Linked DNA regions of Homo sapiens: all the other regions are linked to region 3. A link is an interaction called in ENCODE POLR2A ChIA-PET data of the cell type or tissue named here. Cell type or tissue: OCI-LY7. All regions are shown on one strand. Each heading gives the region's core, and the rest is flanking DNA. Links, peaks and the distances in the headings are about the cores only.

Region 1 (6,314 bases), core at 578-5,577, 460 kb after region 3:
CAAAGTGCTGGGATTACAGGTGTGAGCCACAGCGCCCGGCCTTTCTCGTTTCTTAAAATAATTTTATAATGTTCCGTTCAATGGATGCATGATAATGTGTTCCCCAAATAGCAAACGTTTAGACTGTTTCCAATTTTTTGTGTAAGTATACATGGATTTGTTTCTGTTTCTATTTACTTCTATGAAAACATACTTAAGAATGATTTTTAGATGTTGAATTGCTGGGTAATATATATGTGCTTTTAAGTTTTTGACAGATACCACTAAATTGCCATTCGAAAAAATGCAGTAACAATTTACACCCCATGAGGTGTTTTTATTATTATTTTTAACTACCAGGACTTTACACCTTGTAAAATCTACAATAAGAGAGTTATATATTGACTGTTTACTCTGTTGTTTCAGAACAATGAGATGGTGGAGCTACAGAGAATACGGATGAAGGATGAAATCCGAGAATATAAGTTCCGGGAGGCACGGCTCCTTCAGGACTATACTGAATTGGAAGAAGAAAATATCACATTGCAGAAACTAGTGTCCACGTTGAAGCAGAACCAGGTAAGGTTTAAGAAATTTTTTGTTATACTGAAGATGGATCTACATCTTCTGACCACTAGGGTTAAATCTCCAAACTTGTCAGAATTTATTGTTACTCTTTTATCTTCTCTCTATAACATTTATGTACTGCAATGTCCCAACCCTCCTATTTCAGCTAAAATATAGAAGGAAAAAATACACCTGTAAGTAGTATAGTGTACACTAAAGTTTTATTGAATAAGAAAAAGAATTTTAGTTTTTATTTTAGCTCTGTGTTCATTTATTTCATAAGTCAAATGTATCGTAACAAATTTAACCTGACAACTTCTCATTAAAAGCCTGAGTCTTAGCCGGGCATGGTGGTGTGTTCCTGTAATCCCAGCTACTTGGGAGGCTGAGGCAGGAGAATCACTTGAACCCAAGACGTCAAGGTAGCAGTGAGCCCAGATTGTGCCACTGCACTCCAGCCTTGGTGACAGAGTGAGACTCCGTCTTAAAAAAAAAAAAAAAAAAAAAAAAAGCCTGGGTCTGTAAGCTTGTCTATGAGCTTAGGGTCTCCCTACAATCACTGGTCTCTCACTCCCTTAAAATTTTTTCTGTAAATTGCTTTCAAATCGTAGAGGGGAATGGATTATGAAGTATAAATCAAGAAGAGCAAAATTATAAGAAAAAGAGGCCGGGCGTGGTGGTTCATGCCCGTAATCCCAGCACTTTGGGAGGCCGAGGCGGGTGGATCACCTGAGGTCAGGAGTTTGAGACCAGTCTGGCCAACATGATGAAACCCCGTCTCTACTAAAAATACAAAAATTAGCCAGGCATGTTGGTGGGTACCTGTAATCTCAGCTACTCAGGAGGCTAAGGCAGGAGAATTGCTTGAACCCAGGATGCGGAGGTTGCAGTGAGCCGAGATTACACCACTGCACTCCAGCCTGGGTGACAGAGTGAGATTCCGTCTCGAAAAAAAAAAAAAAAAAGAAAAAGAAAATGCCTGTTTTCTTTTTCAGCTGTAACCTGACTACAAAGATTACATTCGTACATTTAAATGATTTTTTTGCTGTAATGGGGGTTTGATAGCTTAATTTTCCTGATTGGTTTGCATTGTGGATTTTCAGAACTATTAATAATTATTGAATCTGTAATTTTAGAAGAATTTATTTATGAATACAGTTGAATCGAGTAGTTAATTAAGCAAAGGTGAATTGGATGTTCGAGTTCTTTTCAAGGTGCTTCCTCAGCGACACCTCTATTCTGGTCTAAACGCTGTTGCCACCTCTCAGTTCAGATCAACAGCCTATGTGCCAGGTGCTGTGCTAGGTTGGACAGACACAAGAATCCATAGGGCATGATTCTTGTCCTCTGTAAACTTAGAAGCCAGCCCAGATGTATGCTTTTACCTCACTCCCTTCCTGAGTTGGTATCTACATGATACACTGATTGATTGATTGATTGATAGATATAAGGGTTAAGAGGGAAAAGAAAAAAAATCCAGAAGAGAAAAATCCATGTAGTGGCACAATTAAAATTTGATTTCTTTTTTTTTTTTTTTGCGACAGAGTCTTGCTGTGTTGCCCAGGCTGGAGTGCAGTGGCATGATCTCAGCTCACTGCAACCTCCACCTCCTGGTTCAAGCAATTCTCCTGCCTCAGCCTCCCGAGTAGCTGGGATTACAGGCATGAGCCACCACACCCAGCTAATTTTTGTATTTTCAGTAAAGACAGGGTTGTACCATGTTGGCCAAGCTGGTCTTGAACTCCTGAGCTCAAGTGATCCGTCCACCTCAGCCTCCCAAAGTGCTGGGATTACAAGCACGAGCCACAGCGTCTGGCCAAAATTTGATTTCTGATCATTGCCACTTCCCCCAGATTTGGAGTGCTGGGGGGAAGGCATGTAAGGGGACAGTTTCAGTCCATCAAAAAAGGGCTACTGGAGTATCCCCATGTGTTTCTGCCTCATTCCTTCCGTAAGCACTGAATCCCCATATGTGTGCTGAGGGCTGGCCATTCCAGAGGCTCCCCAGGTCTTGATTTGGCTGGGATAAGTGAGCTCACAGTGGAGAAATGTAGACTTAGAAAAATACATTTGTAAAGATGCTTCTCGAATACTTTTTAAAATAAGAAGGGGTTTTTTTTTGTTTTTTTTTTTTTTTTTTGAGAGACGGAGTCTCGCTCCGTCACCAGGCTGGAGTGCAGTGGCGCGATCTTGGCTCACTGCAACCTCTGCCTCCTGGGTTCAAGCGATTCTCCTGCCTCAGCCTCCCGAGTAGCTGGGACTACATGCATGTATCACCACGCCTGGCTAATTTTTTATATTTTTAGTAGAGATGGGGTTTCAACGTGTTAGCCAGGATGGTCTCGATCTCCTGACCTCATGATCTGCCCGCCTCAGCCTCCCAAAGTGCTGAGATTATAGGTGTGAGCCACCACGCCTGACCTAAGAAGGGTATTTTCTTGTGGTCCTTTTTTTGGTTATTGATGAAACACATAGAGGATTTGAAACAAATTTACTTGAAGTGCAACTATTTAAAGTGGCCCTTCCTTCCCGATTCCTACACTCCTCACTGCTCTCTAGAGCATGGTGAGAGCACGATCAGCAGCCTCCCTGGAGAGCCTTCCCTGACCGCATGTGGAGACTGATGGACTCAGGAGGTTAATGAAGGCCAGTATTAGATATTCTTGAAAGACTGCCAAGGTATCCCTTGAGTATTCATTAACCCAGATGCCGGTTCTGGGAGAATTTGTACTGTCATTCCTGTTGTGAGTTTCCCCATGCCCTTCTCCCAGTAATTGAAACATGGAATCCAATGGTTAACTCAGAAGTTTTTTAAAAAGGAGGGGGGACTTACACATTTTTTATTTCCAACATGCCATATGCTAATTTTCCCAATTAAGTATCTAATTAATTCATTCAAAATCATTTTCTGCACAGAGCACCATTCTGGTTTATTCCCTGAAATTGGGGGAACTGAAATGCCACAAGTCTCTCCCAGCTAAGAAAATGCTGTGTTTGTTTCCAGTAGTAACTGATCTTTCTTTATAGATGCTAGCATCTATCATAAACTCTCTCTAATCAATAAAGTTTTTTGGTTTTTTGGGGTTTTCTTGAGACAGGGTCTTGCTCTGTCACCCAGGCTGGAATGCAGTGGCTTAATCTCGGCTCACTGCAACCTCCGCCTCCTGGTCTTGTGACTCGGCCTCCTGAGTAGCTGGGATTACAGGCGTGTGCCACCATGTCCAGCTAATTTTTGTATTTTTAGTTGAGACAGGGTTTTGCCATGTTGCCCTCCCTATGTTGCCCAGGCTGGACTCAAGTGATCGCCCACCTCTGCCTCCCAAAGTGCTGGGATTACAGGCATGAGCCACCATGCCCGGCCCTAATTAATGAAGTGTTAAGTACAATATTGTATGTACAAATGCCACAGAGTTTTTTAAAGAGATGACAATGAGTAGCATTCGGTCACAAAATTGGACTGTGTTACTTTGTACTGAAGTTCCCAATACGTTGTATAGTCCTTCAGCCTGGTTTGATGTTTCTCTAAACAGCAAAGCTACTACCATTTTAAAATGCTTAGTTCAAAGAATTTTCCCTTCTGAAGTATTATTTTTCTTTTAGTTATTTATTATTTTCTAAGTACAGTGTAATTATTGTTTAAAAAACACCTCTTACTTTCTATAAAGAGTCTATTTACATTCCATTTCCTTCCATTAACATATAGCACCTACGATAGAGCCTGATCCACAGTAGATATTAAATAAATACTTGTTGAAAGAATAAGAAAACTGGCCAGGCACGGTGGCTCATGCCTGTAATCTCAGCACTTTGGGAGGCTGAGGAGGATCACTTGAGTCCAAAAGTTTGAGACCAGCCTGGGCAACATAGGGAGACCTCATCTCTACCAACAACAAAAAAAATTAACCAAGTGTGATGATGCACACCTGTGGTTCCAGCTACTTGGGAGGCTGAGATGGAAGGATTACTTGAGCCTGGGAGGCTGAGGCTGCAGTGAGCTGTGATCACACCTCTGTACTCCAGCCTGAGCGATAGAGTGAGACCCTGTCTCAAAAAAAAAAAATGGGAAAAAAAAAAGCAACAATTCAGTCACACTTCTAATATGAAACATTTCCTCCAATGTCAGGTAATAATATATAAGAATATCACCCTGGGTGCAATGGCTGATGCCTGGAATCCCAGCACTTTGGGAGGCCGAGGTGGGCGGATCGCGAGGTCAGGAGTTCGAGATCAGTCTGGCCAACATAGTGAAACCCTGTCTCTACTAAAAATATAAAAAAGAAATTAGCCGGGCGTGGTGACAGGTGCCTGTAGTCCTAGCTACTCAGGAGGCTGAGGCAGGAGAATCGCTTGAACCCAGGAGGCGGAGGTTGCAGTGAGCCGAGATCACGCCACTGCACTGCAGCCTGGGTGACACAGTGAGACTCCGATCCACCTCAAAAAAAAAAAAAAAAAGAGGCTGGGCATGGTGGCTCATGCCTGTAATCCCAGCACTTGGGGAGGCCGAGGCGGGCAGATCACCTGAGGTCTGGAGTTCGAGACCAGCCTGACCAACATAGAGAAACCCCGTCTCTACTAAAAATACAAAATTAGCCGGGCGTGGTGGCACATGCCTGTAATCCCAGCTACTAGGGAGGCTGAGGCAGGAGAATCGCTTGAACCTGGGAGGCAGAGATTGCAGTGAGCCGAGATCATGCCATTGCACTCCAGCCTGGGCAACAAGAGTGAAACTCCATCTCAAAAAAAAAAAAAAAAAAAGAATATCATAAGGTAATATCATAAAAGACCTAGGAAATGTATTCAGTTGTTTTATTTCATTTAACCGGTATTTCAGGGGTATCTCTCTATGAGATCATGTACTTTTTAGAGACAAAAGATACAGTCACTGGCTCAAAGAGCTTGTAGTCCCAATAGGGACTCCTAGCAATTTGTGTAAATGAATATTAAAGCCACATGTTAGGTTTGGCAACACAGGGATAGATTAAGATCTTTAGAGTTCCTAAGCTCTGAAAGGATTATGATATCTAACCTTGACCGTCATGTAGTTAAAAATAAAGTTATTAAACTATGAAGTTGCCATAAGGAATCCTAATAAAGCACTTATTTTTCCTATGGTGACTGCTTTGATGTTGTCTTTAAAATATCAAACACCAGTTTTTAAGCACCTTCTTGTTCCGTTTCTTGCTTCCTCTGCTTTGCTGGGGCTCTAATCACATGGTGCAGCCTTACAACAACGGCACAGAAAGGAGTGATGAGTTTGCCTCAGTGGGCACCAAAGACTTCAGTTAGGATGAGATTCTTAACTTAGGTGTTAAAAGAGGAATAAGAGTTTTCCAGATGACAGCCTTTTCCCAGGCGGAGAAACATGAAACAGCTGGGTGAATAGTAGGAGCTTGTACCACATTTGAGTGAGTGGTGTGAGTGAAGCTGCCCAGACAGAAAGAGATCAGGGCCAGGCACGGTGGCTCACACCTGTAATCCCAACACTTTAGGAGGCCAAGTCACGAGGATCACTTGAGTTTGAAACCAGCTTGGGCAACATAGTGAGACCTCGTCTCTACAAAAAAACAATTTAAAAAATGAGGCGAGAGGATGACTTGAGTCCAGGAGGTTGAGGCTCCAATGAGCCATGATTGTGCCACTGGACTCCTGCCTGGGTGACATAGCAAGAGATCGGGTCTTACAGGAAGTCTAGGCCATCAATTGAATAAATACTACTGAATTTTAAACTCTGCAGTGCAAACTAAATTAATGTCTTCAAGTCAAGACCA
Region 2 (6,314 bases), core at 376-5,375, 56 kb before region 3:
TGCTCCCATAGATATTATATTGCATCCCAGAACTTTTCAAATCTGTAGTTCCACCTAAAATTTTATCTAGTGAATTGTTACTTACTGCCTAGGTGCCAACCAGTACAGCAGTGCGTCTTCATCTTACTTAGACTTCAGAGCCTCCCACTGGCTGTAATGGATGAGCATGCACCCAAGCTCCCCTTCCACCACTCTGCTTGCTGGCATATGAGAGTGCTCTCCTCTGCAGGGTCCTGAATCTTGATTCTCATTGGCTACTAATATGTAATGGCTTTTGCTCAGTGCTGTTGTGACAATCACCCTGTTGGCCTTCTGTGTCTAGGAAGAATTACAGTCACTACCCTAACGAGCTCAGAGTCTCAATTTGCAGAAGGCCTGTCATTGAACATAAAATGAATTTTGAGCCATTGAGAAGACTTTCTGCTTTTCTTGAGCCAGTGGTTGAACAGTGTAATCCCAGGTGTGCCTGTAATCCTTGGTCTTTGGGAGGCCAAGGCGAGAGGATCACTTAAGGCCAGGAGTTTGAGACCAGCCTGGGCAACATGGGAAAACCCCATCTCTACCAAAAATACAAAAAAAATTAGCTGGGCGTGGTGGCGCACAGCTGTAGTCCCAGCTATTCAGGAGGCTGAGATGGAAGGATGGTTTGAGCCCAAGAGGCAGACATTGCAGCGAGCTTAGATTGTGTCACTGCACTCCAGTCAGGGCAACAAAGCCAGACCCCGTCTCATAAAAATGGCTGGGCATAGTGGGTCATGCCTATAATCCTAGCACTTTGAGAGACTAAGGCAGGAGGATTGCTTGAGGCCAGTAGTTAGAGACCTGTGTGGCTAACTTAGTGAGACCCTGTCTGTTTTGTTTTTTTTTTTTTTGGAGACAGAGTCTTGCCTTGTCACCCAGGCTGGAGTGCAGCGGTGGGATCTTGGCTCACTGCAACCTTTGCCTCCTGAGTTCAAGTGATTCTCCTGCCTCAGCCTCCTGAGGGGCTGGGACTACAGGTGTATACCACCACTCCCAGCTAATTTTTGTATTTTTAGTAAAGATGGTGTGTCACCATGTTGGCCAGGCTGGTCTTGAACTACTGACCTCAGGGGACCTTCCCACCTTGGCCTCCCAAAGTGTTGGGATTACAGGCATGAGCCACCATGCCCGGCTCCCATCTGTATTTTCAAAAAAAATAAATAAATAAATGACAGTATGGCCTATTCTATTCTATTCTATTCTATTCTATTCTATTCTATTCTATTCATTTGAGACAGGGTCTTGCTCTGTCGCCCAGACTGGAATGCAGTGGCGTGAACATACCTCACTGCAGCCTCAATCTCCTGGGTATAAGTGATCCTCCTATCTCAGCCTCTAGAGTAGCTGGAACTATAGGCATGTCCCACCGTGCCGGGCTAATTTAATTTAAAAACTTTTTTTACACAGACAGGGTCTCGCTATATTTCCCAGGCTGGTCTCAAACTTCTGGGCTAAAGCCTCAGCCTCCCAAAGTGCTGGGATTATAGGAGTGAGCCACTGTACCTGGCTCTATTTTATTTATTTATTTATTTATTTTATTTTATTTATTATTATTTTTTTTTGAGACGGAGTCTGGCTCTGTCATCCAGGCTGGAGTGCAGTGGTGCGATCTCAGCTCACTACAAGCTCCGCCACCCAGGTTCACGCCATTCTGCTGCCTCAGCCTTCCGAGTAGCTGAGACTACAGGCGCCTGCTACCACGCCCAGCTAATTTTTTGTATTTTTAGTACAGACGGGGTTTCACCATGTTGGTCTGGCTGGTCTTGATCTCCTGACCTCGTGATCCTCCTGCCTCGGCCTCCCAAAGTGCTGGGATTACAGACATGAGCCACCGCGCCCGGCCCTGGTTCTATTTTAAATAAATAAATACATGAAACTAAAACACAATTGGAACTTTATTTGCTCTTTGATGACCCTTCATAGCACCTCAATTTCTCATGGCATGCCTCTTGCTTGGTTTACATCATAGAATTTCTGGCATAATAGGCCGGGCATGGTGGCTTACGCCTGTAATCCTAGCACGTTGGGAGGCCAAGGCGGGTGGGTCACCTGAGGTCAGGAGTTCGAGACCAGCCTGGCCAACATGGTGAAACCCCAACTCTACTAAAAATACAAAAATTAGCCAGGAGTGGTGGTGGGCACCTGTAGTCCCAGCTACTTGGGAAGCTGAGGCAGGAGAATTGCTTGAACCTGGGCACAGAGGTTGCAGTAAGCCAAGATCACGCCACTTCACTCCAGCCTGGGCAAAAGGGCGAAACTCCATCTCAAAAAATATAATAATAATTTCTGGCATAATCTCAGAAGATTCGGCCAGGCATAATGGCTCACTCCTGTAATCCCAGCATTTTGGGAGGCCGAGGCAGGCGAATCACTTGAGGTCAGGAGTTCGAGTCCAGCCTGGCCAACATGGTGAAACAATGTCTCAAAAAGAGGGAGACTCTGTCTCAAAAAAAAAAAAAAATCTCAGAAGATTCTTAGAAATTTCTTACCACTGTTAAAAGAAAAAAACTTCAGCTGAGTTAAATGTAAAGAAGTTTAGCTAAACAATGAACAATTTGCGAATAGGGCAACCCCCAGAATCACAGCAGATTCGTAGTGAATCCAGCGTAGCTACCTGGTGGAAGAAGATTTATGGACAGCAAAATGAAAGTGACGAACAGAAAACAGAAGTGAAGTACAGAAACAACTGGATTGGTTACAGCTTGGCATTTGCCTTACTTGAACACAGTTTGAACATTTGGCTACATTTGATTGGCCAAAACTCAGTGATTGGCACGGATGTGGGCTGTATACCTCCACTTTTTACAGTTCATGATGTACAGAAAAACCTGTAGGCCAAACTTAAACATGTGAGAAGGCAGCTTTAAGCTAAACTTGATTTAAACCCACCTTGTCTCAGTTCTCCTGGTTTCCAAATTATCTTCTGGCCTCATTTTCTTCCCTAGCTCAGAAATATAGTGACTATCCATCACTATTTCCAGCATTAACGCCTTCAAATCTCTTAGTCTTCTGTTTCACTTGTGCTATAATCATCCAGACGACAACAGACCTAGCTAAAGAACATATAACATTAGGTTTCACATCTGACAAATATGTGATCTGCAGTGGACATATGCTCATTTTTGCTCACCATTATCCAGCCTCCTTTCTTTGGCAAAACCATCTTAATCTGCACCATGCTGTATTCCAGTCTTGGAGGCAGCTCCCCAACTAAGAATATGCCTCTAGCTAAGCCAGACAGTGTCTCCCCACCATCCCCTCTCTCTGGAATTGGACTCTGGGGTGGAGTGATCCAAAGATATTAAGCAATATACAGGCAGCTATGTCCTAAATAATCAATCTATTCATTTCTACTACTGAGGCCTGTGAAATGCTTTGGTTTTGTTTTTTACATATTGGTTCATTAACCTCCCCCTTTGTTTTGCCCCTCTTGTTTCCACATATTTTTCCAATGAAATCCCTTTTATCTTGTGATAAAAGTGATTTGCTGTTGTTTGCAACTACAAAACCCTAACTAGCGGTGGCAGCTTGTATTAGTGATTTAAATCCTGCATAATCAGGAAAATTATATTTACATATTAAGATGTCATGAGGAGCAAATGTGAAAAGAAACTCAAGGGGTCTAGTATGCAATAGCCACAATAAATCCATGCCCTCTAAAATCAGGTGAACCTCCAACACAGCTTGGCAGTCTTTTTATTTGGTCTGGGCCATCTGCTTCACCAAATCCCCTCGGAGGGTTTTACAAACATTTACAATTTTCTTCAGGCTGCCCACTCTATCTCTACCTCAATCTCAACAGCCTGTCTGGAATGTTACAGGTGAACATCAAGGAGATAGAGATACCATGTTTGCAGAATCTCAGAAGGCTTTTTTGATCTTGTGATTCATGCCAGGGTCATGATGTCTTAAAACTAGGTTTGCAAGAATACACTTTTGAAAAAACACATTAGGACATTGATTAGAATCGCCTTACCAATACCTGCATCCTATAAGTGTTTTGCAATACTCAGAGTGGCTCAGTGGAGTGAGTGAGGTTGTAATCCGAGCTGCTACTGAAATTCTTCTTTATAATTTGATAGTGTTGGACTTGAAGGTCCCATCTGGTTACACAGTAATTTACCACTTTACTGTGGGTTCTGGTACGCCAAAGAAGGCAGTACTCTCCAGTCTTTGTTTAAACAACTCTAGGATCAGAATGTTCCTGGTTTGTCCTGGTACCAGAGACACTGTTTGAAATTGTTTGTGTCTTCTTTTCAGTCAATCATTCAAACGTTCAAACATCGAGATTACATGCATCTACAAAAAATGTATGTATGTCTTAATTATGAAAGCATTCTCAACATACCAAACTACAAACATATCAGCCATAAATTTCTGCAATCTCAATATATATAAAGTAGCACTATGAGATGAAAGAATGTTGATCAACTTGAAAAGATAGTTTTGGGGTATCCAGAACCAAAGCCTCCAACCTTTCTCATTGATTTCTGGATAAGGAGGCCTCCTTTATGTATTTTTTCTTTTTACCCTCTTTCTTTCCCTTCCTTCCTCCCTGCCTTTATAAAGCTACCTAAACAATCTAGGACTAGCATTAAGTTTGTTGGACATGGCATTTTTCTCAGTACAAATATTTCAATTTTTCTTCCTGTTTAAAAATTAATTTTATTATATTTATTTTTAAATTTATTTATTTATCTATTTGAGATGGATTCTCGCTCTGTTGCCCAGGCTGGAGTGCAGTGGTGCAATCTCGGCTCACTACAACCTCCACCTCCTGGGTTCAAGCTATTCTCCTGCCTCAGCCTCCCGAGTAATTGGGATTACAGGTGTAAACCACCATGTCTGGCTAATATTTTGTATTTTTAGTAGAAATGGGGGGGTCTCACCATGTTGGCCAAGCTGGTCTTGAGCTCCTGACCTCAAGTGATCCGCCTGCCTTGGCTTCCCAAAGTGCTGGGATTACAGGTGTGAGCCACCATGGCTGTCCCCTGAATTTTTTTTTTTTTTTTTTTTTGAGACGAAGTCTCGCTCTTGTCCCCTAGGCTGGAGCATAATGGCGCGATCTCGGCTCACTGCAATCTCCACCTCCTGGGTTCAAGCGATTCTCCTGTCTCAGCCTCCCCAAGTAGCTGGGATTACAGGCACCTGACACCACGCCTGGCTAATTTTTGTATTTTTAGTAGAGACGGGGTTTCACCATGTTGGCCAGGTTGGTCTCAAACTCCTGACCTCAGGTGATCCGCCTGCCTCGGACTCCCAAAGTGCTGGGATTACACGCCTGAGCCACCGCGTCAGGCCGAAAATTTTTAACGTTTAGAAACCCACGTTTCTAGCAGAGCGTGGTGGCACACATCTGTAGTCCCAGCACTTTGACTGGGTGAGGCTGGTGGATCGCTTGAGCCCAAGAGCTTGATACCAACCTGGGCAATACAGTGAGACCTCACCTCTATAGTTGAAAGAAAGAAAAAAAGAAGGGCAGGGTAGGGCAGCGGAGGGGAGGGGAGGGGAAGGCAGGGGAGGGGAGGGATGTTTCCTTGGATGAAATGTGTTTCTTCTTGTGGTCCCCGACCAGTTTTAAACTTTAGAACTGTGGCACTACTAACTGGCTTCTAGGCAGCCTCTTCCACTTAGATGGGTTTGAAGTACAGAAATGATTTCATCAGCCTGACCATTGAGGCTCTAGAGATTCAAGCATGTGGAGAAGTTCTGAGTGCTCAATCTCAATGCCAATCATTTCACTGGTGAAAATAAGGTTCATAGCTTGAATAAGAGGAAACATCTATCCACCTGACATCAGGTTTTGTTCCTGATTAAGGATACATTTTGATACTGGAGTGCTGGAAAGGGAAGATTGTGGTCCCTTTAAACAATACAAAAGGGAGGAAGGGAAGTGCTGGATAGAGAAAGGTGTGGTCCCTGCCTAGGGCTCCACCCCCACGGACCTAGGTGAGGACAGGCATTTCCGGCCCAAATGTTGCATTTCCCAAGACCATCCTGGCCTGCCACGCCCCCATCCTGGGCCTGTAAAAACCAGAGACCCTGGCAGGCAGACACAGTGGCTGGACATTGTGAGGAAGGCGTTGGTGGAAGAAGATGCAAGTGGCTGGTCGTTGAAAGGAGCACACCAGGAGAAAAGCATATCAGCAGGCACCAGCATACCAGCAGGCACCAGCACGTCGGCAGGCCATCGACTGGTGGGACGCCACCGGCAGGCGGGAGGAGGTGCAGTTTGGCCGGGACAGTCGGAGGAGAGCCAGGGCTGCCCAGTGGCCCAACTCCAGGGGAAGACT
Region 3 (6,314 bases), core at 735-5,734:
GTAATCCCAGCTAGTTGGGAGGCTGAGGCACGAGAATCGCTTAATCCTGGGAGGCAGAGGTTGCAGTGAGCCAATAACTTGCTGCTGCACTCTTACCTGGGCAACAGAGTGAGATTCTGTCTCAAAAAAAAAAGAAGTGAATGGCATCAATCGTGAAAGGTATCACATAAATATGAAAGGTTACACAACTCTTTTAACCTATTTGCCTAGAAAAGAGTGGTAAGTAGGGCTTATTGAGTTGTTTTATTTTATTTTACTTTTTATTATTCATTTGTGTATTAATTTATTCTTTGGTGACAGAGTCTCATTCTGTTGCCAAGGCTGCAGTGCAGTGACATGATCTGGCCTCCTAGGATCAAACAATTCTTATGCCTCAGCTTCCCAAGTAGCTGGGATTACAGGCGTGTGCCACCACGCTCGGCTAATTCTTTTTGTATTTTTAATAGAGATAGGGTTTCACCATGTCGACCAAACTGGTCTGAAACCCCTGACGTCAAGTGATCCGCCCATCTCTGCCTCCCAAAGTGCTGGGATTATAGGCATCAGCCACCACGTTCAGCTAATTTTTACATTTTTAGTAGAGAGGGGGTTTCACCGTGTTGGTCAGGCTTGTCTCGAATTCCTGGCCTCAAGTGATCCGCTGGCCTCAGCCTCCCGAAGTGCTGGGATTACAGGCATAATTTACCGTGCTCAGCCATTGTCATTTATTTTGAATTTGGGAGAAGATATCACACCCATTTCTATGTTCTGGAGCAGGAAGTCTATCTTCTGGAGCAGCATTGCAGTCTAAATCACTCCTTAGTTCAGCTACATCCGAGTTCTTATCCCAGGACCAAGAAGAATAAGGAACACAGACACCACAGAGTAAGTAGAGTAGGATTTATTAAGCAAAAGGAAAGCTCTCAGCAAAGAGAGGTGCCCTGAAAGCAAGTTTTCAGAAATGGGGCTGAGTTCTGGGTCTTTTATGTGGAAGAGGAAGGAAGGAAGTCTTCTGTGGGTTCTGCCCAAAATGGGAGGGGTAAAGTTCCCTCCTAAGGGTGTTGCATCTGCACATGCCTGGGATTGGCCAGAGTGACTCCATCTTGGTTGTTACCCACGAGTGCCTAAGTGAAACCCACCAAGGGGCTAAAACCACAAAAATGTCATGTTAATGACACTATGATGAGCTGGGCCAAGGACACTTAGGTTGATTTATTCCGCCTGTGCCTAAGTTAGGACAGTCCCTTCTGAGCAACATCCTGGCATAAGGGGAAGTTCTTAACCACATTTCTTCCCATTAGCTGCAGAGGCGGTGTAGGTACGGTCCTGCTAGCGTTCTTGTGAACACTGCCCTTCTCCAGAGACCCTCCCTCTCTATCTGCCTAACCAGCCTCTAACTGCCTTCTCTCTCAGCAGGAAGTCTATCTTCTATCTTGGGATGACTTGAAAGATAACCCAATAGGAGCCCAGAACCTAGGCATCCAAGAATAAGAGAAACGAACATGTGTCAGATGGAGAAAACAGAAACTATGGACATCAAAAGGCTAAATTAGGGCCAGATATCAAGGTCACACTGGTGCTTTTAGGAAAGTGAAGTGTAAACAGCTGAGAGTAGAACTACAATGTAGATGAGGAAGCAAAAATGCTTAGTATAGGGAAAGCGCAGAGGCAGAAAGGAAAATAGAACCCACAAGAATTGTATTTTTTCTTCTTCCTTCTTCTTTCCTATTTCTCAATAAATACTTACAGAATACCTATAAGGCTTCATTAAGTATGTAAGCACTAAGAATATTTAATATGTGTCATGAAGAGTGATCTTCAAGTAAACATGACTCACATGCATCTGGTGATCTTCCTAACCTGTGTAAAACCCTTCCATTTGTTGAATTTGGCACCAAAGGCTCTTAAAGGCCATTTGTTGGGAATGTGTGGATAATAGGCTGACTTACATCTGTACTGGAAAAACTCTATCTTTGCCTTTGGAGAATTATGGACGTTTGGTTTTTTACCTTTAGCGGATAGAAGGGCAGCAAGATTTGTCATGTGCTGTTTAAAATCTGAATCTGGGCCAAGCGCAGTCACTCACACCTGTAATCGCAGCACTTTGGGAGGCCGAGGCAGGTAGATCACCTGCCAGGCCTCTGTCCAGGTCAGGAATTTGAGACCAGCCTGGCCAACATGGTGAAACCCTGTCTCCACTAAAAATACAAAACCTAGCCAGGCGTTGTGGTGCACGCTTGTAATCCTAGTTACTCGGGAGGCTGAGGCAGGAGAATCGCTTGAATCCAGGAGGCGAAGGTTGCAGTGAGCTGAGATGGCACCACTGCACTCCGGCCTGGGTGATAGAGTGAGACACCATCTCAAAAAAAATAAATAAATAAAATAAATAAAAATAAAAACTGAATCTGGGAAACCCCAGGGTCAATTTCTTTACTGATGGTTTTAACAAGTTAGATCACCTGACTTGATTATGTGGCCAAAGGGACAGAAAACCCAGCTGGAAACTTCTGCTTTACCGCTGTGCGTGCGCGCACATGTGTGTGTGTGTGTGTGTGTGTGTGTGTGTTTTCTCTTTTCCCCCTACACTACACAGAAGTAAGTTAGCCTCTCCTGAAGCCAAGTTTCCTTGCACTTGATAGGTCAATCTGGTGATGAAGTCGCATCCCACCATAACGACCCTGGGGAATTTGTGTTTATTGTTGTTTTAAGCTACTATGTTATTGGCTAATTTATTTTTTTTATTTTTATTTATTTATTTATTTATTTGAGACAGAGTCTCTCTCTGTCACCAAGCCAGAGTTTAGTGGTGCAATCTCAGCTCACTGCAATATCCACCTCCCGGGTTCAAACGATTCTCCTGCCTCAGCCTCCCAAGTAGTTGGGATTACAGGCGCATGCCCAGCTAATTTTTGTATTTTTAGTAGAGATAGAGTTTTATCATGTTGACCAGGATGGTCTTGATCTCCTGACCTCGTGATCTGCCCACCTCGGCCTCTCAAAGTGCTGGGATTACAGGTGGGAGCCACTGTGCCTGGCTGTTCTGGGCTAATTTTCTATGCAGCAATAGATAGATAGCTAATTAATCAAGGTATGAATCTGGGTATCTGGATGAAATAAGGCTGAATAGTACCTTTATTTTGTGTTTCAGAGAGTTTGTACAGCCCCTCACCCCTGCACCCTACACAACATAAAAGTTTTGGGATGGGTGAGAAGTCTGCCTTATTTTGTATGCTAGGAGAAGGGGGACTGGAATACTAGCAGACCATAGACACATTCCCAGGTAGGTCAATTTTACGGAGTGCAAATGGAAGCTGAGACTCAGAAATTGGTCCTTTCAAGCTGTTCCTGCCCATGTACATCATAGAAATTCTTCAAGTTCCCCCAAGGGTACACATCGCAATTTGACCACCATTGGAGAGGAGGTGCTATGCCATTTTGGGAAATGCTTTAAACAGGAAACAGTGCATGTGATTAAATAAACCCTATTCAGAAAGGTTCCAGTAGATTCAGTTTCTGCTTCTTAGGCTACACTCAACACGGAAAGCCATCAGAAACTAGGGTCAAGGCTCAGGCAGGTCTCCTTGGGACAATAGAACACATCATGCATTGGCCCTGCCTCCTGCCTTTGAAGTTTCTCTTCCCTGAGAGGTGGAAGACGGGTGTCAGATTGCATGGTTCGTTTTAGAGAACGTTATTTTTTCTAGAATAACTTCCTGGTAGTGTGTAGATTGTGTGACAGAGAACTTCTAATTGTTTCTCTCTTCCTCATACACATTTACCAAACACAGAACATCTTGTCCTTCACACATTTCACATGGCAATTCTGGATACATTTAGTCAACATAGGACATTTCAAGACATGATTCTACAATGGCTATTTCACCAGTGCATAATCACATTTTTTTAATCTTCTTTTTTTTTTTTTTTTTTTTTGAGACTGAGTCTCGCTCTGTTGCCCAGGCTGGAGTACAGTCACTCCATCTCTGCTCACTGCAACCTCTGCCTCCCAGATTCAAGTGATTCTCATGCCTCAGCCTCCTGAGTAGCTGGGATTACAGGCATGCACCACCATATCCAGCTAATTTTTGTATTTTTAGTAGAGAGAGGGTTTCACCATGTTGGCCAGGCTGGTCTCCAACTCCTGACCTCAGGTGATCTGCCCACCTCAGCCTCCGAAGGTGCTAATAGCTGACTTTTTATTTATTTTTTGAGATGGAATCTCACTCTGTCACCAGTGCAGTGGTGCAATCTTGGCTCACTGCAACCTCTGCCTCCCAGGTTCAAATGATTCTCCTGCCTCAGCCTCCCGAGTAGCTGGGACTACAGGCGCCCGCCAGCACGCCCAGCTAATTTTTTGTACTTTTAGTAGAGACGGGGTTTCACGATGTTGGCCAGGATGGTCTGGATCTCTTGACCTCGTGATCCGCCTGCCTTGGCCTCCCAAATTGCTGGGATTACAGGCGTGAGCCACTGCGCCTGGCCAATAGCTGACTCTTAATAAAGGACGAAGATAGCACTCCTTCTCAGCTGTCTGCAGTTCTTTATATATTGGTTAACTCTCATGGCTTCAATTACCACCTGTGCATCTATAACAAGATGCCAAAAGTGGCTGCTTCTGTTGAATCAAAATCAAGGACTAACGTCAAAAGCCGAGGCAAAGAAGAACCAAGAAAGATATGTTTTAAAGAGAGCCACCCATCACTGGAGCTAGATTCTACCCCTGGGTTTACTAACGAACAGCAGAATGAGCCTTATTCATGGCAGCTTTCACCCTATCCTCAACTCCCGTCTATAGAAAAGAGGCTGGGGAGAAGTGGAGCAGACAGAGGAAATGAGAGTTGCCCTTGGCCATGTGGTATTTCTTTCCTTCACAAAACTAAGTGAGGGTGGCCAGACGCGGTGGCTCACACCTGTAATCCCAGCTCTTTGAGAGACCAAGGTGGGCAGATCATTTCAGGCCAGGAGTTCAAGACCAGCCTGGCCAAGATGATGAAACCCCGTCTCTACTAAAAATACAAAAAAATTAGCTGGGCATAGTGGCACATACCTGTAATCTCAGCTACTCGGGAGGCTGAGGCAGAATTGCTTGAACCCAGGAGACGGAGCTTGCAGTGAGTCGAGATCTCACCACTGCAGTCCATCCAGCCTGGACTACACAGCAAGACTCCGTCTCAAAGGAAAAAAAAAAACCAAAAAACAAAAAACTAAGTGAGGGAGAAGCCTCCAGTAGAAACGCTGAGAGAGACTGGGGGTGCCTGCAACAAGTAGACAGGCATTTCTTTTTTTTTTTTGGAGACAGAGTCTCACTCTGTTGTCCAGGCTGGAATGCAGTGGCGCGACCTTGGCTCACTGCAAGCTCCACCTCCCGGGTTCACGCCATTCTCCTGCCTCAGCCTCCCGAGTAGCTGGGACTACAGGCACCCGCCACCACGCCTGGCTAATTTTTTTTTTTTTTTTTGTATTTTTAGTAGAGACGGGGTTTCACTGTGTTAGCCAGGATGGTCTCAATCTCCTGACCTTGTGGTCCACCCGCCTTGGCCTCCCAAAGTGCTGGGATTACAGGCGTGAGCCACCACGCCTGGCTGCATTTCTTTTCTTTTTTTTTTTTTTTTGAGACAGAGTCTTGCTCTTTCACACAGGCTGGAGTGCAGGTGCAGTGGCACGATCTCGGTTCACAGCAACCTGCAGCCTCCGCCTCCCGCGTTCAAGTGATTCTTCTGCCTCTGCCTCAGCCTCCTGAGTGGCTGGGATTACAAGCGCCCGCCACCACGCCCAGCTAATTTTTTGTATTTTTAGTACAGACGGGGTTTCATCATGTTGGCCAGGCTGGTCTCGAACTCCTGAGCTCAAGTGATCCACCCCCCACCCCTCAGCCTCCCAAAGTGCTGGGATTACAGGCGTGAGCTGCCACGCCCGGCCAGACAGGCATTTCTTGCCTCAACTGAACCTTGGCTTCGAGATGGCAGCACAAGAGAGAGGGCAACCTTGGAGTAGTTGCTGCTGCTTGCTGGTTGGGTGGCAGGGATACACATGTTTTCTTGGACCTTAGCTGGCCCCAAGACATAGTTGGTCAGGTAAGGGAACTCCAGCAGTAAGAGTCAGAGGCTAGGCAGGGTGTGGGTGGGGTGGAATGGGAGTCAAGAAAATGAAAGCCAGATTTCACCTCAGTGTGGTAGAGGAAATAATGAAGTTGACTCTATCCCCGCCTCCTGACCGCCACCTCTTTTGGTTCCTCAAGCTGTAGCTCTAAGCAAGGAATGAAGGATAGTGTCTTAGTCCATTCAGGCTGCTATAACAAAACATCATAAACAGGGTAGCTTGTAAACAACAGAAAT
Region 4 (6,314 bases), core at 462-5,461, 100 kb after region 3:
AGAGTATGGTTTACGATAGAGATTATGAGGATTTATCATAGGGATTAGAGTATAGACAGTTGTGGGAGCTGTTGGAGAGGTCTACACAAGGCTGTCGCCTTGGGTTGTGGGTTGTGTAGGGTCTGAAGTCACCCAGGCTGGCAGTCAGGAAGGCTGAATGTAAAGTAGGGAAGAGCAAGACTTGGGATCCATATGGATAGACTAGAAATCACAAGGACAAGCAATGACATTGGGCGACCTGCAGGAGAAGCTGTTGCCCTCTGCCACAGAACCACCCAATCACCTGGCCCAGGTCTAAGAAAAGCTGAAGGAGGAGATATGGTAGGAGCTTGAGGGGCCGTGGATACCACCGTGTAGGGAAAACTCTCCCTAACTGTGTTTTTCCCCTACTCTCACACCTCAACAATCAACACAGAAGACTTCTGTGGCCATGTGTTGTGTGGTTTTTTTTTCTCACATACCAAGCTGTGAAGAGCATGTGGGTACCCTCTAATTCTGATGCTATCTACCCAGAGATAGTGTCAGATGCTACAGGTTGAGGGCTCAGTACCCAAGACTGCCCCCTCACACAAACCAATCACAAGCCTGCGCCTCTGGAACTTCTGACTGGCTTCAAGTTGAGGTTCCCATGACCCCCTCTTTGGGTTCAATTAATTTGCTGGAGTGGCTCACAGAACTCAGGGAAACACTTACTGATGTTTACCTGTTTATTATAGAGGATATTGCAAAGGATATAGATGAAGAGATGTGTAGGGTGAGGTTTGGGGGAAGGGGCATAGAGCTTCCACACCCTCCCTAGGTGCACCATCCTCCAGGAATGTCCGCGTGTTTGCTATACAGAAGCTCCCTGAATCCAGTCCTCTTGGATTTTTTGTTCGTTTGTTTTGTTTTGTTTTGTTGAGATGGAGTCTCACTCTGTCGCCCAGGCTGGAGTGCAGTGGCATGATCTCGGCTTGCTGCAGCCTTCGTCTCCGGGGTTCAAGTGATTCTCCTGCCTCAGCCTCTCAAGTACCTGGGATTACAGGCACGCACCATGACATCCGGCTAATTTTTGTATTTTTAGTAGAGACAGGGTCTCACCATGTTGGCCAGGCTGGTCTCGAACTCCTGACCTCAAATGATCCGCCTGCCTCGGCCTCCCAAAGTGCTGGGATTACAGGCATGAGCCACTGAGCCCGGACCCTCTTGGGTTTTTATGGAAGCTTCATGATGTCAGCATTTCTTCCCCCAGGGTGTACAAGGGTCTTAAGACCCACAATCAGAAAGGAGGGAAACATTAGTGTCCTGCCTTGAGGCAGGTGAAAGGAGGGCAAGAGAAGCTCAAAGGCCCGCCTCCGAGGTCTGACACACCCCATATTACAACAAGACTGTACCAAGGCAGGGACCATGGATGAAAACCAATATACATCATAATGCCACCCTGCCCCACCCCAGCAAGGCCAGCTAGGGAATCAGCAACAATAACGCCTCACTGCAATAACGCCTGCCACTATAGCCTTACTTTCAGCACAAAGAAAATGGCAGATGCTTCACTTGTGGCTTCTAAAACTTGTTCATGTTTCTTCTGTGGTCAACTGCAACTCAGAATCATTCAGGGAAGGAAGCTGGGACACTTAGTTTGAATTTATCTAAGTCGACAGAGTACAAAGCCATCACACTTTTGTATTACTTATAACCCTGGCTACTTTAGTCTGAAACTAAAAACTTGGAGGCAAAAAACACACAGCATAACATTCAGACTTTTTAAGCCCAAGACTTTTATTTTGAAATTCGGGGACTTCTTTTTTTTTTTTTTTGAGACGGAGTTTCGCTCTGTCGCCATCTCGGCTCACTGCAAGCTCTGCCTCCCGGGTTCACGCCATTCTCCTGCCTCAGCCTCCCGAGTAGCTGGGACCACACGCGCCCGCCACCACGCCTGGCTAATTTTTTGTATTTTTTCAGTAGAGACAGGGTTTCGCCGTGTTAGCCAGGATGGCCTCGATCTCCTCATCTCGTGATCTGCCTGCCTCAGCCTCCGAAAGTGCTGGGATTACAGACGTGAGCCACCACACCCGGCCCGAAATTCGGGGACTTCTAACAGCAAAGCCAGTTACCTTCTCATTTCTGTGAGATGAATTCATAGTGAAGGAGTGAAGGATGTGCCACTCCAAAATCTGCTGAATTAGTATACTGATTATTTAAGCTAAAGACACTTTAGAAACTGTAGTTGCAGAAAGGGCGAGCTAGCCAGGCATGGTGGCACACGCCTGTGCCACAGCTACTCCGAAGGTTGAGGTGGAAGGATCACTTGAGCCCAGGAGTTTGAGGTTGCAGTGAGCCGTGATCGTGCCACTGCACTCCAGCCTTGGCAAAAGAGTGAGACACTGTCAAGAAGAAAGGAAAGAAAGGGCCAGGTGCGGTGGGTCATGCCTCTATTCCTAGCACTTTGGGAGGCCAAGGCGGGTGGATCGTTTTTGAGCTCAGGAGTTCAAGACCAGCCTGGGCAACACAGTGAAACCCCATCTCTACAAAAAATACAAAAATTAGCTGGGTGTGGCGGCATGCACTGTGGTCCCAGCTACTCGGGAGGCTGAGGTGGGAGGATTGCTTGAACCCGGGAGGCAGGGAGACACAGGTTCCAGTGAGTCAAGACCATGCCATGCTGCTGCACTCCAGCCTGGGAGACACAGCAAGACCCTGACTCAAAAAAAAAAAAAGAAAAAGAAAAGAAAGTGAGAGAGAAAGAAAAAAAGAAAGAGGTAGCTGACCTGTCCTTTTCTACCTGTTACAATCCATAAAAATTCCTTTGAGGAGAATGCTTCTTTGTACCAGGGTGAGAAAACAACCCCTATCTCCAGAGACTGGGAACTGATGCTCCAACAGGCCTGTATAAATAAACTTACTAAACTAACCCTTATCTTCCACTAGCTTTACACCTCTCCATAAATCTCCTAGTGACTGCCCTAGAATTTACTACTCCGGCCCAGATCCCTTTGTCTTGTCATTTCTTCACAAATTTATCATTCTTTATCTGAAAAGTAAAAAATCTTCCTACTTTTGTCATTTCTTTGAGTCTTCACTCTCTTGTGAGGGTCCCCATGTACATGCAAAAATTAATAAAACATGTATGCTCTTCTCTTTTTGATGTCTTGTGTCAATTTGATTTCTGGACCCTACTTAAGAAAGTCCTACTTAAGAACTAAGATGAGTAGAGGTGACTTTTAGGCCCTCCTACAATAGTTCAGAAAACAACAAGTATGGTGGTGGTGCTGGTAGTCCTAGCTACTTGGGATGCTGAGGTGAGGAATCACTTGAGCCCGGGAGTTTGAGGTTGCAGGGGAGCTATGATTGCACCACTGCACTTCAGCCTGGGCAACAGAGCAAGACCCTGACTCTTAAATTTAAAAAAAAATTTGTTTGCTTCAAAAGATGTAATTTTGAATGAATTATATATCGCACTAAATAGAAATTTGTTCAGATAAAAACTATCAAACTCTTGTGCAGATTTGGCCTGAGGGATGGCGGGATCTGAGCAAATCTCAGTGGGTTGTGACAGCGTGTGTGGCTTGATAGTTTCCTTGTTTGATTCTCACATAGTGCCCACCCACAGACAGCTTTTTTTTTTTTAAAGATGGAGTTTCGCTCTTGTCACCCTGCTGGGTTCAAGCGATTCTCCTGCCTCAGCCTCTGAGTAGCTGGGATTATAGGCACCCGCCACCACACCCAGCTAATTTTTGTATTTTTAGTAGAGACGGGGTTTCACCATGTTGGCCAAGCTGGTCTCGAACTCCAGACCTCAGGTGATCTGCCCACCTCTGCCTTACAAAGTGCTGGGATTATAGGCATGAGCCACTGTGCTGTGCCCAGCCAATTTTTGTATTTTTAGTAGAGACAGGGTTTCACCATGTTGGCCAGGATGGTCTCGATCTTCTAACCTCGTGATCCACCCACCTCAGCCTCCCAAAGTGCTGGGATTACAGGCGTGAGCCACTGTGCCCAGACAGCAGAGTAGTTTCTTGATGGCCAGGGGTGCTGTCTTAATTTGGAACTGGCTGGAAACCCTGTTGCTGATCATCTGAAGCTTGATGGTCTCTAGGCGAGAGAAAATGAATTTGGTTAAAAGATTTAATGGGAATTTCAGGGGTGGATACCTATGCTGTCAGGGATATTATAGGAATGAATTAAAACATTCTGTTGGCCGGGCGCAGTGTCTCACACCTGTAATTCTAGCACTTTGGGAGGCAGAGGCGGGTGGATCATGAGGTCAGGAGATCTAGACCATCCTGGCTAACCCGGTGAAACCCTGTCTCTACTAAAAATACAAAAAATTAGCCAGGGTTGGTGGTGGGCGCCTGTAGTCCCAGCTACTCAGGAGGCTGGGCGTGAACCCAGGAGGCAGAGCTTGCAGTGAGCCAAGATCACACCACTGCACTCCAGCCTCGGCGACAGTGCGAGACTCCATCTCAAAAACAAAACAACACAAAACAAAAACAACGTTCTGTTTAGGCCGGGCGTGGTGGCTCACGCCTGTAATCCCACCACTTTGGGAGGCCGAGGCAGGCGATCACAAGGTCAAGAGATCAAGACCATCCTGGCCAACATGGTGAAACCCTGTCTCTACTAAAAATACAAAAATTATCTGGACGTGGTGGTGCGTGCCTGTAGTCCCAGGTACTCAGAGGCTGAGGCAGAAGAATCACTTGAACCCGGGAGGCGGAGGTTGCAATGAGTGGAGATCACGTCTCTGTGCTCCAGCCTGGTGACAGAGCAAGACTCCTTCTCAAAAAAAAAAAATTGTTTAATTACTACAAAGGAAGTGATTCCAACCGTTTGAAAGATGGAAATCAATCTGCAAAAAATATAAAAACATGGCTACTGTTATCCAGCCTACAGTAACGATGCAACAAAACACCAAGGAAAATTGGTAGGCTTCTTCTTCTCTTTTGGCTGCCTTCTAAACAGGTACTTCAGGGCTTCCACAGGTTCACAGTGTAGTGGATGATGGGAACTTCAGGTTCCAGGTCTGGGGCTTCAGGTATCGCAGACTTGATCCTTGAAAGATGTATTGAACGATCTAATCCCAGTCCTTTGACCACAGAAGGTGTGGCCATTACCACTGAAAATGGTCCTTTCCATTTGGGTTGCAATTGTTGAGCAGGTGATCCCTCCTTGCATGTTTTAACAAGTACCTTATCCTGACTTGATTTTGGGTTACTGGTTAGTTCCCAGTATAGGGAGCCTTTGAGTTCCAAACTTTTGTAAAGCCTGCTGAAATTGACCTAGGTTAGCTAGGTATTTTACTAAACTGGCTGTTTCTGAATCAGTAATTAGATCATTAGTGAAGAATGCCCTTCCGTATAACATTTCCTATGAGCTTATATTAATTTCTGCTCTAGGGGTATTACAGGTCCTTAAGAAGGCTATGGGCAGTAGGCTGACCAAAGTTTCTAATGTTTCCTGACATAGCTTAGATAACACTCATTTTAGAGTTTGGTTAGCCCTTTCTACTTTCCTGGAGGATTGAGGCCTTCATGCTGAATGTAAATAGTATTTGATTCTATGATGGCTAATATTGAGTGTCAACTTGATTGAAGGATGCAAAGCATTGTTCCTTGGTGTTATCTGTGACAATGTTGCCAAAGGAGATTAACATTCCAGTCAATGAACTGGGAAAGGCAGACCCACCCTCAATCTGGGTAGGCACAATCTAATCAGCTGCCAGTGCAGCCAGAATAAAAGCAGGCAGAAGAATGTGGAGGGATTAGACTGGCTTAGCCTCCCAGCCTACATCTTTCTACCATGCTGGATGCTTCCTGCCCTTGAACATCAGACTCCAAGTTCTTCAGCTTTGAGACTCAGACTGGCTGCCTTGCTTCTCAACTTGCAGACGGCCTATTGTGGGACCTCACCTTGTGATTGTGTGAGTCAATACTCCTTAATAAACTCCCCTTTATATATACATCTATCCTATTAGTTCTGTTCCTCTAGAGAACCTTGACTAATACAGATTTTGAGAGCCTTAGCAACACTGTGAGTTATTTGGGAGATAAAGGTCAGGCCATTATCACTTTAGAGACTCTGAGGTAACCTAAACTTAGGGATTATTTCTTTTTAAGAGAAACTTTAGGCTGGGCGAGGTGGCTCACGCCTATAATCCTAGCACTTTGGGAGGCTGAGGGGGGCAGATCACCTGAGGTAAGGAGTTGAGAGCAGCCTGACCAACATGGAGAAACCCTGTCTCTACTAAAAAATATAAAATTAGCCAGGCATGGTGGCTTGTGCCTGTAATCCCATCACTTTGGGAGGCCGAGGCAGGCAGGTCACCAGATGTCAGA
Region 5 (6,314 bases), core at 906-5,905, 400 kb after region 3:
TGGACATTTGGGTTGGTTCCAAGTCTTTGCTATTGTGAATAATGCCGCAATAAACATACGTGTGCATGTGTCTTTATAGCAGCCTGATTTATAGTCCTTTGGGTATATACCCAGTAATGGGATGGCTGGGTCAAATGGTATTTCTAGTTCTAGATCCCTGAGGAATCGCCACACTGACTTCCACAAGGGTTGAACTAGTTTACAGTCCCACCAACAGTGTAAAAGTGTTCCTATTTCTCCACATCCTCTCCAGCACCTGTTGTTTCCTGACTTTTTAATGATTGCCATTCTAACTGGTGTGAGATGGTATCTCACTGTGGTTTTGATTTGCATTTCTCTGATGGCCAGTGATGGTGAGCATTTTTTCATGTGTTTTTTGGCTGCATAAATGTCTTCTTCTGAGAAGTGTCTGTTCATGTCCTTCACCTACTTTTTGATGGGGTTGTTTGTTTTTTTCTTGTAAATTTGTTTGAGTTCATTGCAGATTCTGGATATCAGCCCTTTGTCAGATGAGTAGGTTGCGAAAATTTTCTCCCATTTTGTAGGTTGCCTGTTCACTCTGATGGTAGTTTCTTTTGCTGTGCAGAAGCTCTTTAGTTTAATTAGATCCCATTTGTCAATTTTGTCTTTTGTTGCCATTGCTTTTGGTGTTTTATACATGAAGTCCTTGCCCATGCCTATGTCCTGAATGGTAATGGCTAGGTTTTCTTCTAGGGTTTTTATGGTTTTAGGTCAAACGTTTAAGTCTTTAATCCATCTTGAATTGATTTTTGTATAAGGTGTAAGGAAGGGATCCAGTTTCAGCTTTCTACATATGGCTAGCCAGTTTTCCCAGCACCATTTATTAAATAGGGAATCCTTTCCCCATGACTGCTTTATTTCTGCATTAGACAATAAGAAGGGGCCGAAACTTCTGGCCTGATATGACAGTGACATCAACCTCTTGTGTAGTAGCCTGTCATTAAGCCAGCGCCAAATGGAAAATTAAATGGAAAATGGCAGAGAGCATTGCCCAGGACATAATGTAGAAATGGCAACTCTGGCACTGACATAGGTTTAAAAAAATTATGTTTTAAAAGTAATCTTGCTGGGAGGCCAAGGCGGGCATATCACTTGAGGTCAAGAATTCGAGACCAGCCTGGCCAATATGGTGAAACCCCATCGCTACTAAAAATACAAAAGTTATGTTGGCATGGTGGCGGGCACATGTAACCCCGGCTACTCTGGAGGCTGAGACAAGAGAATCGCTTGAACCCAGGAGGAGGAGGTTGCAGTAAGCTGAGATTGTGCCATTGCACTCCAGCCTGGATGACAGAGCAAGAGTCTGTCTTTAAAAAAAAAAAAAAAAAAGTAGGCTTACACATATTCCCTTTACTGTTTTTCAAGGTCATTACATTTTTATCTGTTATTGTTCACCATTTAAAAATAAGCAGTGGAAAGCAGCCTACTTTTTAAAATGCGGAACTCGTATGGTGTACTTAGCATATATATAAGGATTTCTGTCCTCTCTCTTGCCTCCCTCCCTCCCGTTCTTCCCCCTTCCTCCTCCTTCCTTCCTTCCTTCCCTCCCTCCCTCCCCTTTCCTATCTTCTGAGTAGGGTCAAACACCAGTTCTCTACTTCTCGGACCATAAGAATAAAGATCTGTGCACAATCCATTTTGTACATATTGATTCTTGGACTAAAAATAGCTCAATTTGGTTTCAAACTTTTTCTCCCACCCTAAGTTCAGGTTTTGTTCCTTGTGCAGCCTGGTAGGCGGGCAAGTAATGCATAGTCAGCATTCCATCTGGGATGCTTACTGGACAATTTTAATCTTTTTTTTACGTCTTGACCTCTATTTCCAAAGAGCATCCCAGTTGGCAGGTCTAGCCTGATTAAGATTCTGTTCAGGCATTTAATTCTCCTAAGGGAATTTACAGATTAATCTAAAAATCAAGGATACCAGAATCTACTCAGGACTTAACTTCTTGAAGGTTATAGGAAACATATACTTGAGCAACCTAATGAATGAGCTTAGTGATATCGTAATGAATTTTTATATATACCTCAAATTACACTTTTTAATGCATATCCAACAAAAATATTTTTAAAAACAAATACTGTAGACCTAACTGGATTAGCTGTATTAGTAGATCCAAATTTAACTTTCAATTTGAATTAAGTTAGAACACTATGGATCTCATAAGGCAGGCTATATATTGATTACCTAGTTAGCCAGCTTCCATATCACCACTTGTTCAGGAACATTAAAAGTACTTTTTTAGAAATAGTTTTCTGATATATTTTTGGTTTCACTAAGACAGCTTTTTAAAAAGCAAAATTAGGCAGGGCGTGGTGGCTCACGCCTGTAATCCCAGCACTTTGGGAGGCCGAGGCGGGCAGATCACCGGAGGTCGGGGGTTCAAGACCAGCCTGATCAACATGGAGAAACCCCATCTCTACTAAAAATACAAAATTAGCCAGGTGTGGTGGCTCATGCCTGTAATCCCAGCTACTTGGGAAGCTGAGGCAGGAAATCACTTGAACCTGGGAGGCGGAGGTTGTGGGGAGCCAAGATCGCACCACTGCGCTTTAGCCTGGGCAACAAGAGCAAAACTCCGTCTCAAAAAAAAAAAAAGAAAGAAAGAAAGAAAGAAAGAAAAGCAGAATTATAACTAAACACCACTTTTTTTTTCTTTCTTTTTTTTTTTTTTTTTCTGGAGTTAGAGTCTCTCACTCTGTTGCCCAGGCTGGAGTGCAGTGGCACAATTTTGGCTTGCTGCAACCTCCACCTCCTGAGTGGAGGTTACTCAGGCAATCCTCCTGCCTCAGCTTCCTGAGTAGCTGGGACTACAGCCATGTGCCATCACACCTGAATAATTTTTATATTTTTTGTAGAGACAGGATCACCCCATGTTGCCCAGGCTGGTCTCAAACTCTTGGGCTCAAGCAGTCTGCCTGCCTCAGCCTCCCAAAGTGCTGGGATTACAGGTGTGAGCCACTGTTGCCAGCCTAAACATCTCGTCTGAGGCTATCACAATATATACTATTCTCCAGCCTACAGTAGATTATAGACATCTAGAATATAAAAATTTGTTTCCTGATAGGCTTGGCACACAATATTCCTACAGTCCTTTGAAAACACACATATTAACAGAGTGACAATATTTACAGGCAGAATTACTCATGTGTCTTATTGTAGCTTACAGGAGAGTGTGTCTGTCTAAGAATGGGGTAGAGGTTGGTTTGTAAAAACAGGTGTCCCACAAGCTTTCTTGGATAGTTAACTCAGTAGTTAGAATGAAGGATGTAAAATAACCTGTCAGGATAACACCTGCTCTCTTGCCCTCAACAATTAATGATAATGAAACTAGGCCTGAAGAGGAATAAAAATCTTGTATCATCTTTGAATTAGTCTTTTGTTGGTCGTGCGTTCCAATGAAATGATGTTTCACAACCTTTTCTTCATTATCATCTCTGAAAAGATCCTTTATGGCTATTTTTTTTTCCTAGTTGCCACAAAATTAAACACAGGCATACTGTGTCTTACTGTGCTTTGCTTTCTTGCTCTTGGAAGATATTGTGGGTTTTTTTTTTTACAAATTGAAGGTTTGTGGCACCCCTACATTGAGCAAGTCTACTGGGACCATTTTCTTTTCAACAGCATATGCTCCTTTTATGACTGTGTCACATTTTGGTAATTCTTACAGTATTTCAAACTTTTTCTTTTCTTTTTTTTTTTTTTTTTAGACAGAGTCTCGATCAGCCACCCAGGCTGGAGTGCAGTGGTGCGATCTTGGCTCACTGCAACCTCCGCCTCCCAGGTTCAAGTGATTCTCCTGCCTCAGCCTCCCAAGTAGCTGGGACTATAGGTGCATGCCACCACACCCAGCTAATTTTTTTGTATTTTTAGTAGAGACAGGGTTTCACCATGTTGGCCAGACTGGTCTCGATCTCTTGACCTCGTGATCTGCCCTCGGCCTCCCAAAGTGCTGGGATTACAGGCGTGAGCCACTGCGCCTGGCCCAAACTTTTTCATTATTGTTATATCTGTTATGGTGATCTGTGATCACTGTCTTTGGTGTTACTATTGTAATTGTTTGGGGATGGCCTGAACTGCATCCATATAACACTTAATTGAGGCCAGGTGTGGTAGTTCACGCCTGTAATCCCAGCACTTTGGGAGGCTGAGGTGGGCAGATCGTGAGGTCAGGAATTCGAGATCAGCCTGGCCAACATAGTGAAACCCCATCTCTACTAAAAATACAAAAAAATTAGCTGGGTGTGGTGACGCACACCTGTAGTCCCAGCTACTTGGGAGGCTGAGGCAGGAGAATCGCTTGAACTGGGGAGGCGGAGGTTGCAGTGAGCCAAGATCATGCCACTGCACTCTAGCCTCAGTGATAGAGCAAGACTCCATCTCAAATAATAATAATAATAAAGACTTAATTGATACTTAATCCATAAATGTTGTATGTGTTCTGAGTGCTCCACCCACCAGCTATTTCCCATCTTTCTCCTCCTCCTCAGACCTCCCTATTCCATGAGACACAACAATATTGAAATTAGGCCAACTAATAGCCCTACAATGGCTTCTACATGTTCAAGAGAAAGGAGGAGTTGCACATCTCTCACTTTAAATCAAAACATAGAAATGATTATGCTTAGTGAGGAAGGCATGTTGAAAGCCTAGATAGGTCAAAAGCTAGGCCTATTGTGCCAAACAGCCAAACTGTGAATGCAAAGGAAAAGTTCTTGAAGGAAATGAGGAGTGCTATTCTGTTGAACACACAAATGATAAGAAAGTGAAACAGCCTCATTGCCGATATGCAGAAAATTTGAGTGGTTCTAGATAGAAGATCAAACCAGCCATAACATTCCTTTAAGCCAAAGTCTAATTCTTTTTTTTTTTTTTTTTTTTTTTTCAGAGTCTTGCTCTGTTGCCCAGGCTGGAGTGCATTGGCACAATCTCGGCTCACTGCAAGCTCTGCCTCCTGGGTTCACGCCATTCTCCTGCCTCAGCCTCCCATGTAGCTGGGACTACTGGTGCCCGCCACCATACCCGGCTAATTTTTTTGTATTTTTAATAGAGACAGGGTTTCACCATGTTAGCCAGGATGGTCTCGATCTGATCTCCTGACCTTGTGATCTGCCCGCCTCGGCCTCCCAAAGTGCTGGGATTACAGGTGTGAGCCACTGTGCTTGGCCACCAAACCCTAATTCAGAGCAAGGCCCTAACTCCCTTCAATTCACTGAAGGCTGAGAAAGGTGAGGAACTTGCAGAAGGAAAGCTTGAAGCCAATGGGTTGGTTCATGAGGTTTAAGGAAAGACACCATCTTCATAACATAAAAGGGCAAGTAAACAGCAAGTGCTGATAGAGAAGCTGCAGTAAGTTATCCAGAAGATCTAGCTGAGATCATTGGTAAAGCTGGCTTCACCAAATAACAAATCTTCAAATGTAGATGAAACGACTTTGTATTGGAAGAAGATGCCTTCAGGCTAGGACTTTCATAGCTGGAGAGGAGAAGTCAATGCTTCAAAGTTTCAAGGGACAGGCTTTTGTCCCTTGGGCTCTTGTTAGGGGCTAATACAGCTTGTGACTTTGAGTTGAAGGCAATGCTCATTGAACATTCTAAAAATCCTAGGGCCCTTAAGAATGATACTAAATGTACTCTACTTGTACTCTATTAATGAAACAACAAAGTCTGAATGACAGCACGTCTGTTTATAGAGTGGTTTATCAAACGTTTAAAGCCTGCTGTTGAGACCTACCACTCAGAAAAAAAGGTTCCTTTCAAAATATTACTGCTCATTGACAGTGTACCTGGTCACCCAAGAGCTCTGAAAGTATAAGGAGATGACTGTTGTTTTCATACCTGCTAACACAACATCCACTGGGCAGCCAATGGATCCAGGAGTCATTTTGACTTTCAAGTCTTATTATATAAGAAATACATTTTATAAAGATATAGCTGCTGTAGATAGTGATTCCTCTGATGGATCTGGGCAAAGTCTATTGAAAACCTTCTGGAAAGGATTCACAATTCTAGATACTGTTGGGAGGAGGTCAAATTATCAACATGAACAGGAGTTTCGAAGAAGTTGATTCCAAACCTCATGGTGACTTTGAGGGCTTTAAGACTTCAGTAGAGCAGGCTGGGCATGGTGGCCTATAATTCCAGCCCTTTGGAAGGCTGAAGCGGGTGGATCACAAGCATAGAGTTCAAGACCAGCCTGGGCAACACAGTGAGACCCCCATCTCCTAAAAAGGATTTTTTTTTAAGACTTCAGTAGAGGAAGTACTCGTAAATATGGTGGAAATAGCAAGAGAA

The links. Peaks named below come from ENCODE experiments on the same cell type or tissue, not always from the same donor. Only the 100,000 strongest peaks of a DNase experiment are listed, where the experiment ranks them.
Region 1: POLR2A ChIA-PET joins it to region 3 with 22 read pairs; 1 of 35 experiments calls an interaction of 5 or more read pairs at or near these places.
Region 2: POLR2A ChIA-PET joins it to region 3 with 5 read pairs; 5 of 35 experiments call an interaction of 5 or more read pairs at or near these places.
Region 4: POLR2A ChIA-PET joins it to region 3 with 6 read pairs; 3 of 35 experiments call an interaction of 5 or more read pairs at or near these places.
Region 5: POLR2A ChIA-PET joins it to region 3 with 8 read pairs; 3 of 35 experiments call an interaction of 5 or more read pairs at or near these places.

What each region holds. Positions count from the first base shown.
Region 1 is chr12:32,293,589-32,299,902 of GRCh38, forward strand. It overlaps BICD1 (BICD cargo adaptor 1), which reads left to right. Exons shown (of 10, transcript NM_001714.4): 3 at 406-558. Among named protein-coding and RNA genes, the nearest start is that of FGD4, 100 kb to the right of the region's middle. RefSeq lists a silencer at 4,979-5,150. In OCI-LY7, for the core only: a CTCF peak has its summit at 662; no DNase peak of the experiment used is centred there; H3K27ac peaks cover 1,416 bases.
Region 2 is chr12:31,776,113-31,782,426 of GRCh38, forward strand. LOC107984470 (a long non-coding RNA gene) reads right to left here. Exons shown (of 3, transcript XR_001749065.3): 2 at 3,998-4,320; 3 at 2,950-3,074. Among named protein-coding and RNA genes, the nearest start is that of H3-5, 13 kb to the right of the region's middle. In OCI-LY7, for the core only: no CTCF peak of the experiment used is centred there; no DNase peak of the experiment used is centred there.
Region 3 is chr12:31,831,840-31,838,153 of GRCh38, forward strand. No RefSeq gene overlaps it. Among named protein-coding and RNA genes, the nearest start is that of H3-5, 43 kb to the left of the region's middle. In OCI-LY7, for the core only: no CTCF peak of the experiment used is centred there; DNase peaks (open chromatin) are centred at 1,222 and 3,562; H3K4me3 peaks cover 808 bases; H3K27ac peaks cover 1,382 bases.
Region 4 is chr12:31,931,998-31,938,311 of GRCh38, forward strand. No RefSeq gene overlaps it. Among named protein-coding and RNA genes, the nearest start is that of RESF1, 24 kb to the right of the region's middle. In OCI-LY7, for the core only: no CTCF peak of the experiment used is centred there; no DNase peak of the experiment used is centred there.
Region 5 is chr12:32,231,991-32,238,304 of GRCh38, forward strand. The region is part of intron 2 of BICD1 (BICD cargo adaptor 1); the gene reads left to right. Among named protein-coding and RNA genes, the nearest start is that of BICD1-AS1, 130 kb to the left of the region's middle. In OCI-LY7, for the core only: no CTCF peak of the experiment used is centred there; a DNase peak (open chromatin) is centred at 3,261; H3K27ac peaks cover 861 bases.